Regions from separate parts of the Homo sapiens genome. Here region 1 is linked to region 2. The links are chromatin loops, found by intact Hi-C in ENCODE. Cell type or tissue: heart right ventricle. All regions are shown on one strand. Each heading gives the region's core, and the rest is flanking DNA. Links, peaks and the distances in the headings are about the cores only.

Region 1 (5,368 bases), core at 175-5,174, 270 kb before region 2:
ATCTCAAAAAATAAAAAATAAATAAGTGAATAAATAAATATTGAAAACAAAAACTAAAAAGATAAACAAGGGCAGGGAAGGTTACCCACAGGCCCCGATCCTGTCTTGCTGTCTTTGGTTTTACTCTGAGTGGGAATAACTGCAGGGTTTGAGCAGCGGCATGACATCATCTGACTTGCTTTTAAAGGGATCACTCTAGAAGCCAGGTAGAGAATAAACTACAGGAAGACACGAGGTAGAAACAGGGTGAGGCTCACACGAAGGAGCTTCTTGACTTCAACACTGACAGGCACCCTGCAGATGAGGGTCTGGAAACCCAGGCCTCCTGCCCTCGCCTGCTCTGATGGAATATCTGCCAAGCCAAGTCCAATGGCAGGAGGAGCTAGGGGGCCCAAGGACAAGCTGCCCTTCATAAGAGCAGGGACCCTGCCTCCTCAGCCCCTCTTCTCCACTGCAATATTTGCTCTCTCATGACCAGACACGGAAGCCCTGACCACCGGTAGCTTTGCAGGTGTGGAGGGGTACCTGGGGACAGCTCCCAAGGGCAGGTGCTCCGGGTCAGCTCCTGATTCCAAGGAGAAGGGTGCGGAGTGGCCACTAGGTGACAGCATTGCTCCGCTGAGAAGGCGGCCACGCGCTCCACGGAGTTGGGTGTGTTGAAATCCCAGAAAGAAGGGGCTTCATGGGAAGTCTCAAAACCTCCCTCAGCCCCCTCGCTTTCATGGATGAGGATGGCAGTGAGGAATATGGTGGTGAATTCAGGAATTTCCAAGACAATAAATACTTTTCACATCAATCGCTTCATGTGACCCTTACAGCAAATACTGTGAGCTGGTCCATGGAGGCCTGTTAGTCCACTTTGCAGTGAGAACAGAGGCCCAGAGAGAGCACCGTGGCTGCCGAGCCCGGCCTTCTTCCGAGCTGTTCACCCCTTCCAGAATTGGGCCCAGTGGCAGGGCAGACAGTGGAGGTGGGGGGAGTGAGAAGTCCCTTTACCTGTGTCTGGTGTACAGATCGAGAGCAGCGCTCATAGTTTGGAAGTGGGGGGAGTGAGAAGTCCCTTTACCTGTGTCTGGTGTACAGGTCGAGAGCAGCGCTCATAGTTTGGAGGTGGGGGGAGTGAGAAGTCCCTTTACCTGTGTCTGGTGTACAGGTCGAGAGCAGCGCTCATAGTTTGGAGGTGGGGGGAGTGAGAAGTCCCTTTACCTGTGTCTGGTGTACATACAGATCGAGAGCAGCGCTCATAGTTTGGAAGTGGGGGGAGTGAGAAGTCCCTTTACCTGTGTCTGGTGTACAGGTCGAGAGCAGCGCTCATAGTTTGGGACCCTTTAAGGACCCTCCAGGAGCCGCTCACATCAGTTGATGGAGGGGTATCTAAATTCAACACACATAAAGTCAAAAGTGGCAGCAAAGGAGGAATTATATTTGTCACCGCCTCTCTGTATAAACACGCCACTAATGGTGTCATTATTCATTATCATGCAAAAAAGTGGGGGTGGCTTCCTTTGTGCCTCCCCCAACAGACCTAGTCAACCCCCATATTATAAAGCATCCTATTCCTCTCCTTCAGCACAGAACTAAAGGAAATCTGTTTAACATTCTTTGGTTTTATGTTGTTGTTTTGAGACAGAGTCTTACTGTGTCGCCCAGGCTGAGCACAAACATAGCTCACTGTAGCCTTGACCTCCTGGGCTAAATCGATCCTCCCACTTCAGCCTCCCTAGTAGCTGGGACTACAGGCATTTGCCACCATGCCTGGTTAATTTTAATTTTCTTAGAGATGAGGGTCGCAATAGGTTGCCCAGGCTGGTCTCAAACTCCTGGCCTCAAGAGATCCTCCTGCCTAGGCCTCCCAAAATGCTGGGATTACAGACATGAGCCACCGTGCCCCGCCAGCATTCTCTTAAGTAACTATGGGATTAATGTCGGTCCCTTCCACCAAACTGCTAGCTTCAAAAGAACAGGAACTGGTCTCTGTGCTCGGCACTACAACCTCAGCTCCCAGGACTGTGTGATGCATAGAAAGTGTACAGTAACATGAGTTAATGAATGCGCAAATGTCCTGGCCTAATGTCATGGCCTCCAAGAGGTCTCTCCTGCCGCAAGGTTTTGCAGAGTCCACAGCAAACGGCAATCTGTTGCTGCATCGGGGCCAACTGCCTTCCATGAACCCGGAACTGAAGTCGGTTCCAAGTGAAAAGCTTCCCCGGGTTTGGGCCCGTTCCCCCAGCTGATGGGCAGATAGAGCAGAATGGGAGATGACCCAGCGAGGCTGGCCCCAGCCCCACTCCCGCTCCCCAGCCCATTCACTGGCTGGGAGTCCTGCCCAGGCTGCAGGATGGAGAAGCCGGGAGAGCCTTGCTCGTAAATTACATTTTAGACAGTCTGCTGGGAAGATTAGAATCACACTGGTTTGGAGCCAGGGCTTTCCAGAGTGTCCCTGCAGGAAAAGAGGATCCGGGATAAACAGTGAAAGGGAAAGAGAGAAGGGGAGGGGAAGGGGGAGAAGGAGGTGGCCAGGGAGAGGGAAGAGGGAGGGAGAGAAGGAGAGGGAAGGGAGAGTAAAAAAAAAAAAAAAAAAAAAACAGAGAGACAAAAGACAGGGAGAGAGGGGTGGGGGCGGCGTGTACAACCAGGGCAGTGAAGACCAGAAGCCACAGAGAAGGGCCAGGGGAGACAGAGCTGGACAGAAGGAGCCAAGATTCCTACACAGGCAGGTGGGCTGGCACCACTCCCTCTGCCTCTTGCAGTTTTCCCAATCCTGGGTGCTGAGGGGAGCATGTCCCCAGCGTCTTTCTCTGGCAGAGAAGACTGATGGCCTCACTGGTCCTCAATAACAAGGGAGAAGGATTCTTCCCAACCACAGCCCAGACTGGGGAAGACGTTTCCCCAAGGTCACACAGCAAACCTGGTGGTGGATCCGAGGACTTCAGGTGCTAGGCCGCCACTAAATGCTGTTCTTGGGGTCCCCTTGTTGGAGCAGGACAGGCTTCGAGGACAGACATGTGGAGGACGCACATTCTCGCACTTCCTCGGTTTCCACTGCAGCAGCATCTACCTGTTTCTCACCGCAAGACTCCTCCCCACCACACTGCAACACCTCTGATGGAATGAACTTTGGCCTCAAAATTAAAAAAAAAAAAAATGAGCTCTAGCCTCCAGAAAGAAACAATTTTTTAACTAAACTTTAAGCCCTGAGATCACAGAGGGGCACACCTCTCGGACTGGGATTCAGCAAACCTAGCTTCAGATCCCAGCTCAGCTATAAACTCACTGTGTGGTCTTGGGGTACCCACGTGATGTCTCTGGGCCATATTTTCCTAGAGAAGCAGAAGAGTGGAGTAGTGGTCCCCAAAGGGATCTTTCAATTTTTTAACAATCCTTACCTCCCCCTTGGAAGAAATCCCAAGTAGGGTGCGCTGAGTGAGCACTGGATTGGAAGTCTGGGGCGCCCTAGGTCCCAGGAGACGCAGCTCGCAGCTCTCCCCTCACCTTGGCAGGCCCTTTCAGAGCCAGCAGCACTGGTTAAAATGCAAGCATGGCTGGGCGTGGTGGCTCACGCCTGTAATCCCAGCACCTTGGGAGGCTGAGGCGGGCAGATCACCTGAGGTCAGGAGTTCAAGAACAGCCTAGCCAACATGGTGAAACCCAAACTCTACTAAAAATACAAAACTAGCCGGGCGTGGTGGCGCATGCCTGTAATCCCAGCTACTTGGGAGGCTGAGGCATGAGAATTGCTTGAACCCGGGAGGCAGAGGTTGCAGTGAGCCGAGATCACGCCACTGCACTCCAACCTGGGCAACAAGAACAAAACCCAGTCTCACAAAAAAAAAAAAAAAAAAGCAAGCATGTCTCTTACCTGCTACTGTGTTTGAGCTTTCCTGCAACCCTGTGGGCTAGGCCTTTAAACTATGCCCATTATACCGATGAGAAAAATGAGACTTGGGCAGAAGTGATTTGCTGATGGTGACTCAGCTCAGAAGCAGCAGACGAGGCAGGAGTCAGATGGATGGAAGCCTGTCTGAGCCCACAGCCCCAGCACATGCCTGCTCTACCCAATGGCTGAACTGAGATGGGAAGAAATTTGGGGTGGATAAACGGAAGACAACAGCCGCCTCCCACAAGGAACCTCTGGATCATCTCCCCAAACCTCTTGCCCCAAATCTCTATTGTATAAAAAGATTCTTTTGTACTGACAAGAAAAACTGAGACCCAGAGAAGGTTTTGTAGCTCTGGGCATCCTTTCTGCTCCACTCATAGGACGAGAGTTACCAGAAAAAAATACAGGACAATAATTGAGACATATACTAAAAATATATTCCTAGTTTATCTGAAATTCACATTTAACTGAGCAGTTTTATTTGCTAAATCTGGTGCCTTCAGTGAGACACACCCCACTCCCCAGTTTCCATCACCCTTTAGGACTGGGATAGATGGGGATGATCCAAATCTAGAGCCTGTGTCTCTTTCTTCCCAACCAGCGCTATCCTCACCTGGAATCCTGGGCCTTGCAGTGAACAAATATTGGAACAGAAACTTGGGATACAATTATTTTGTTCAACAAAGCGTTGAAGTCCAGCCATCTCTAATGCACATCCCAACTCTCTGGGGTTGTCCAAGGAGGCCTCTGTGTTGGGGCAGCCAGCGGCTCTTGGAATCCATTGAGCCCTGACCATGTGACCTCAAGCCAGTTCCATCACCCCTCTGGGCCTCAGTTTCCACATCTGTGAAATGAGAGCCCATTCCTCCTTTCCCTGCAGCCCTGGTCCAGGAGACCACAGCTGTGGAAGCATCTCCACGCCCTGTGCCCAGCGCTCTCGGGACCCAGGCTTTGGGCTCTGTGAAGGCTTCATGTCCCTCCTCCTCCAAGGTCAGGGTGGAGGGTAAGGGGTGGGAGGGCACCCTGGTCCTGCCACTGGGAGATGCTACTTCTGCCTTGTGACCAAGTATCACACATGCCCCAGATCTATGTGTCTCCTGCCCCCAGGTCCCAGTGTAGTGCCCAGCTAGTCAAAATCCATGCTGATGCAAATGAAACACAGCCTCACACGAGGTGCCCCGTGTGGATGATCCACTGCAATCCCCACCACCATCTCAAACCCCCTGAGACTCCCATCACCTGGCAATGCTACAGTTACTATGAGTGTGGTCTGCCTCCCCCAGGTCACTGGGCCCCCGTGGGCAGTGATCCTGTCTGTTCCGTTTACTGCCATGTGCCCAGGGCCAAGAACAGTGCCTGGCATGTGGTAGGTGCTCAGGATCTTGTTGTGAAATACACAAGTGGACAACACGGTAAGGTGACTGCTTTACTATCCCCTTTCACAAACGAAGAAACTGAGAGGTAGAGATGAAGCCAGTTGCCCAAGGC
Region 2 (5,368 bases), core at 158-5,157:
CCTAATGGGGGCTAATGGGAGTGGTAGAGATGCAGGGGCTCCAACGAGGAAGAAATAATGGGGGTCCCATTGACAGGGAGAGCTTTTTTTAGAGTGGGCTGCCAGTATGGATAGATGATGTCCCTGAAGACCGAAATCTGAAGGCACACTGGACAGAGAGCCAAAATCCTGGTCCAGCTCTGCCCCAACTTGCGATGCTGCCCTTGAACAAGTCACTTCCATTCTCTGGGCCTCATCCTCCCATCTGTAAAATGGACTCAGTGCTTCTTAATGGTTTTGAGATGAGCATCCTTTTGAGATTCTGACGACAGCCCTGCATGCCAACACGCCCCCAACAAATGCAGCCATGCACCCACATCCAGGGCATTGCCAGCCCTTGAGGCTCATCTGAGAACTCTGGACTGAGATGATCTGCAAGGTCCCCTCAGGCCCTGACGTTTATCTAGGAGGGGCAAGCGGACACCATCCAGAGCACTGGCTTCCCTGAGGACAGATGCCTGGGAATGCTATGGGAATGCCTGGGAATGTCACTGGGATTCTCCTTCAGTGCCACACACACAGCACATGCCCCCGCGTGGCTGGACACAGCGCAGGCCAGCCCCAGCCATCACCCTCACCGCCTGGTCCAGGGCCTGCCGTCCCCATGCTCATACCTGTGTGGCTGCCAAGGTGACCAACAGCCATGACAGACTTATGCAAAGTCCACGGGGGAAGGAGAGAGGGGTGAGCCATGGAAACAGCCAGCCAGGAGCTGCCCATTTGCCTTGGCATCTGCTTCCCCTGAGGTGCAGGGAAAGGAAATGGGCATGTCGGCTGGAAGGGACTGCCCTGAACGTCCTTCCTCCCCCTGCCCTGCGGTTGGATGGAGGATGGGGCACAGGGGGAGCCCCCAAGAGGATCCTGACCCTAGGGACTGGGGGATACATCAGCTGCTGCCCCTGCCCCACCCTCTGATCTGTCTCTGTCTCTCTACTTGCATATCTCTCCATTCACTCCTGTCTCCTCCTTCCCCACCCACCATTCTCTCTCCCTCTTTCTCACCAGCACTCCATACTCCAGGACAAAACTGGGCCGCTAGAAACCCACCTCCAGTCTGGCTTATGATGGGGAGAGGGTGGGCATGCAGGGCCACCCCAAGAAAGTTCTGGGAGATGGGCAGTTCCTAAGCCAACCCACTTGGTTCAGAAGCACCTCGGAGGAGGGTTGCTGGGAAGGCCTCAAAGCCAGTTCTCAGAGGGCCCAGCCTCATCGGCACTCCTCATCCGACCCCTCTGAAACAAGAAGTCCAAGGAGTGGAGTGGTGTGGGCTCCTAAAGTTGGGAAGCCAGGGATCGGCTAAGACCTCAGGAAGGGACTCTGCTGTGGTTGGGATACTCTTTCGCACCCAGGGATCCACTCAAGCCTCCTCACCAAACTTTGCTGAGTGACGGTGAGCAGTTTGCCTCTCAACCAGAAAAAGAGCTGGAGGTCTCAAATGACCACAAGCTCAATAAGAGCCAAAAGGGTAATAATGACTAAAGCCTAAAGGAAAGGAAGCAGCTTTTATGGAGCCTCTGCAATGCTTTCAAACATCACCGCATCTGCTCTCCAGAACTCCGTGAAGGATTTTGTATCACCATTGTACAGATGAAGAAACCAGGGCTCAGGAGGTTAAGTGGCTTGTCCAAAGTCCCTGGGAATTGACTTTTTTTTTTTTAAGAGAAAGATCTTGCTCTCTTGCTCTGTTGCCCAAGCTGGAGTGCAGTGGCGTGATCATGGCTCACTGTAGCTTCAACCTTCCGGGCTCAAGAGATCTCTTGCCTCAGCCTCTCAAGTAGCTGGGAGCACAGTCACATGCCAGCATTCCTGGCTAATTTTTAAACTTCTCTTTTTTTTTTTTTTTTTTTTTGGTAGAAGTCGGGTCTCACTACGTTGCCCAGGCTGGTCTGAAATTCCTGTCCTCAAGTGATCTCCCTCCTCGGCCTCCCAAAGCACTGGGATTACGGCAAGAACCACCGCGCCCGGCCTGAATCCACTTTCATTGCACTCCAGAGTTCTTAATCTTTCCACTGTATTCGTGTAAGCCAAGTGAAATTTAAGGTTATAGCCAAAGGAGCAGATTGTCCAGAACAAGAGAGGTGATCGTCCTGCCGTGTGATGTTGTGATCAGACCTCACACGGGTGCATGACCTTAACAGTACTGGCTCATGTTGACTGACCTGTTCCTGGCCACCAGGCCCAGCACAAAATCTGTTTTCACATTTCAGACCATTCAGTCCTCCTAACAATTGTAAGGGATGAGTACTATCAACATTATGTCCCCATTTGACAGCAGAGTAGACTGAGGCCCAGAGAGGGGATGTGATTCAGCCAATGTCACACAGCCTGGATCCCAGTTCAGGATGATTCCAGACTCTACTCCCTGGCATCACCAGAGCAGCTCACTAGGTAGACAAAGATCCAGAAACTACATCCCACAGAGAGTAGCTGAAGGAATAAAAGATGTTCAGCCTGGGAAGGAAGAGGCTCAGGGAGCTCTTGATGGAAAATAAAGGGCTGGGATGAGGACAAGGGAGTGGTCCTGTTCTGTGGGGCTCCTGAGGCCCCAGCCTGGCCCAAGGGACAGGGGACAACAAGCAGGCTTTGACTCCTCGAAGCTTCCCCACCTGTAAAACGGCCACAGGCACCCTCAAATGGTGATTAAATGAGGTTAATATATCAAGCACCTGCTTAGTAAATGATCACCAATAAATGATGCCCTCCAGTGCCGATGGCTTTGTGCCTGGCATGGTACTGGCAAGGGACCCTCAATTTTTTTTAATTTTTATTTTTGAGACGGAGTCTTACTCTGTCACCCCGGCTGGAGTGCAATGGCACAATCTCAGATCACTGCAACCTCTGTCTCCCGGGTTCAAGAGATTCTCCTGCCTCAGCCTCCTGTGTAGCTGGGATTACAGGTGCTCACCACCACATCCGGTTAATTTTTGTATTTTTAGTAGACACGGGGTTTCACCGTGTTGGCCAGGCTGGTCTCGAACTCTCGACCTCAAGTGATCCTCCCGCCTCAGCTTCCCAAAGTGCTGGGGTTACAGGCGTGAGCCAGCACGCCTGGCCGGGACCCTCAATTTTAGCCCTAGTAAAAGGCTGGGGTCTGTGACTCTATGGCTGTCGACTAACACTCTAATCTGACTCACTGGGGTTCCAATTCTGGCTCTGCCACTTGCTGTGTGGCCTCTTCCGGGCATTTCCCTCGCTGAGGCTCACTCTCCCTCCAGCGACGCCTGCCCCGATGCACATCCTGGAGCAGGTGCCCAACTGAACGTCAGCTCCCTCCAACCTCTATGGACCAGATGCTTCGGGGATGAGGGCAACTGCCTGGGCACATAGGGCTGAGGGAAAGCATGGCAGAGGCCTGGAACAGCCTTCTGCTTTACCTTGGGTGCCTGAGGGGCATGTGGTACCTGCTCCGTCATCCAGGGGGGCTGGCAGCCCCCCGGACACAGGACAAGGCTGGCTGGTTGTGTTCAGAGCCATGACAGCAGCAGTGCCTCCTCCCACCCATGCACAGAACACCCGGAAGGATGGATTCCTGTGAGGGACAATGACAAGGGGTTGCTGGTATGTTCATCAGAAACAAGTTCTTCTCTTGCCCCCGTCCCTTACTAAGCAGGTCTCTCTTCACCTCTTTAAGCCTCAGTCCTCATCTGTGAAATGGTGCTAAAATACTATCTCACAGGCCGGTGTGGTCCAAGAGAATTTGTAGGAACGATTGGCCTATTGATAGGTGCTCATTTAAATCTGGCTTCTCCTCTTTCCTGGGGAACACACATATCTAGGATGAAGAAGTGTTGAGGTTGAAAATTAAAAGTTCACATTGATTGGGCACCTCACCCTGGCAGGCCATGGGATGCAGCGTTTTGTTTTTAAATATTTCATTTGGTCCTCAGCTCCTGGAGGAGTCTGAAGCTGGGAGGTCAAGGCACAGGAACAAGACGCTAAGGTTGGGATCTGAGCCCAGCGCCTGTCCAGCTCCAGGGCACTGTGCAGTGGTGGTTATGGCCAGGGGCTTGGGAGTCAGAGGTGTGGGACTAAAACCCAGTTTGTTCATTTCCTACTGGCATGTTAGTTACTTAACCCATTGGTGTCAGTTTCCTCCTTTGTAAAATGGGAGTAACAGCACCTACTTTATGAGACTTCCATGAGGATCCGAGGCCATGATGCCCGAAGCATTTAGCCCAATGCCTGGCACACAGCCTGCATTCAAACAATGGTGGCTCTTGTTATTTACTAATCTGGCCCCTAAACAGAACACCCAGGAAGTAAGACGATGAATGGGTCGGGGACGAACTAGTGAAAATGAAGACTCTCTGGAGAGGGTGGGTCTGCCTCCTGCCACTTCCCCTGACTCCCCCCGCCAGGAGCTCTGGGTCAGCCTGGTGGCCTGCAGCCAGCACAGGTGGCCCCTCATTTCCTTAGAGGGCATGCTCCACTGGCGGCCCGTGGGACAGTGGTGGCAGGGACATCCGGCCTCAGTCAAATGGTTCACGCTCCAAGCCCTGGCCCTGGCCACAGCAGGGAAATGAAGGGGCTCCTTGGGCCACCGCAGACACAGGGACTTATTGTGGTGACCATGCAAAGAGGCCTCAGGTCCCCGAGCAGGCACTGGGCCCTCAAGAGCCACCAGCCCCAAGTCTAGGGGACGAGGTAGAGGAGAGAGAACAGGGTAAGCAACAGCTTTGAGTCACCCCTAGTCCAAAAGGAGGCAAAGGTGACAGGTTGAGGAAGGTTGGATAAAATAATATTAGGAGAGGAGGAGCTTGGAAGTCAGGAGCCCAATGGAGCAGGTGGCGAAGAGCGTGGGCCGTGGGCAGCTGCAGACCCGGGTGCAAGCCCGAGCCTTCCTCCTAACCAGCTGCGTGAGCTTGAGCTAGTTATCCCACCTCTGACCTCTGTGGGTCCTGCCACAGTTACCTGGTAAGGTCACTGCCAAGGCTCTAAGTGACCAGGTAGGTAAAGCATTTAGTAATTAGCCAACTCTGTCTCAGTGTGATCTTAAGCAAGTCACACCAATGGTTCAAACACATCCACAGCCTGCTGGTCCCACGACTATAAATGCAGTTGCCACCCTTCCCTTCTGTGCTCCAGCCTGGGGCACTCTGGGTATTGCCTATTGTCCCTGGAGGTGTCAGTGTGGTTTACAAAACAGCCCCTTTTACATCATGGGCAGGTGGGAACAGGCCAGGTCACATGTTTCCACCCCTCCACAAGTCACCTGGCCTGCATGGGCTAGGGCCCACAGACCTGGGCTCAAGCTAACTGGCTGCAGTGGCTCCTCTCAGTCATCGTTTGGCCAGCTGAGCGTGTCTTTCCAAGACAGCAGTCATATGTG

What was found. Hi-C counts contacts between places; a loop is a spot of excess contacts. Peaks named below come from ENCODE experiments on the same cell type or tissue, not always from the same donor. Only the 100,000 strongest peaks of a DNase experiment are listed, where the experiment ranks them.
Region 1: a loop joins it to region 2, with 4 times the contacts of the local background. A loop is called at or near these places in 73 of 110 quality-filtered maps.

Annotation. Positions count from the first base shown.
Region 1 is chr1:18,596,989-18,602,356 of GRCh38, forward strand. No RefSeq gene overlaps it. Among named protein-coding and RNA genes, the nearest start is that of PAX7, 31 kb to the right of the region's middle. RefSeq lists an enhancer at 2,235-2,764. In heart right ventricle, for the core only: CTCF peaks have their summits at 584 (motif pointing right) and 807; DNase peaks (open chromatin) are centred at 613 and 2,188; H3K27me3 peaks cover 3,713 bases.
Region 2 is chr1:18,864,756-18,870,123 of GRCh38, forward strand. No RefSeq gene overlaps it. Among named protein-coding and RNA genes, the nearest start is that of TAS1R2, 7.8 kb to the left of the region's middle. In heart right ventricle, for the core only: no CTCF peak of the experiment used is centred there; no DNase peak of the experiment used is centred there; H3K27me3 peaks cover 2,606 bases.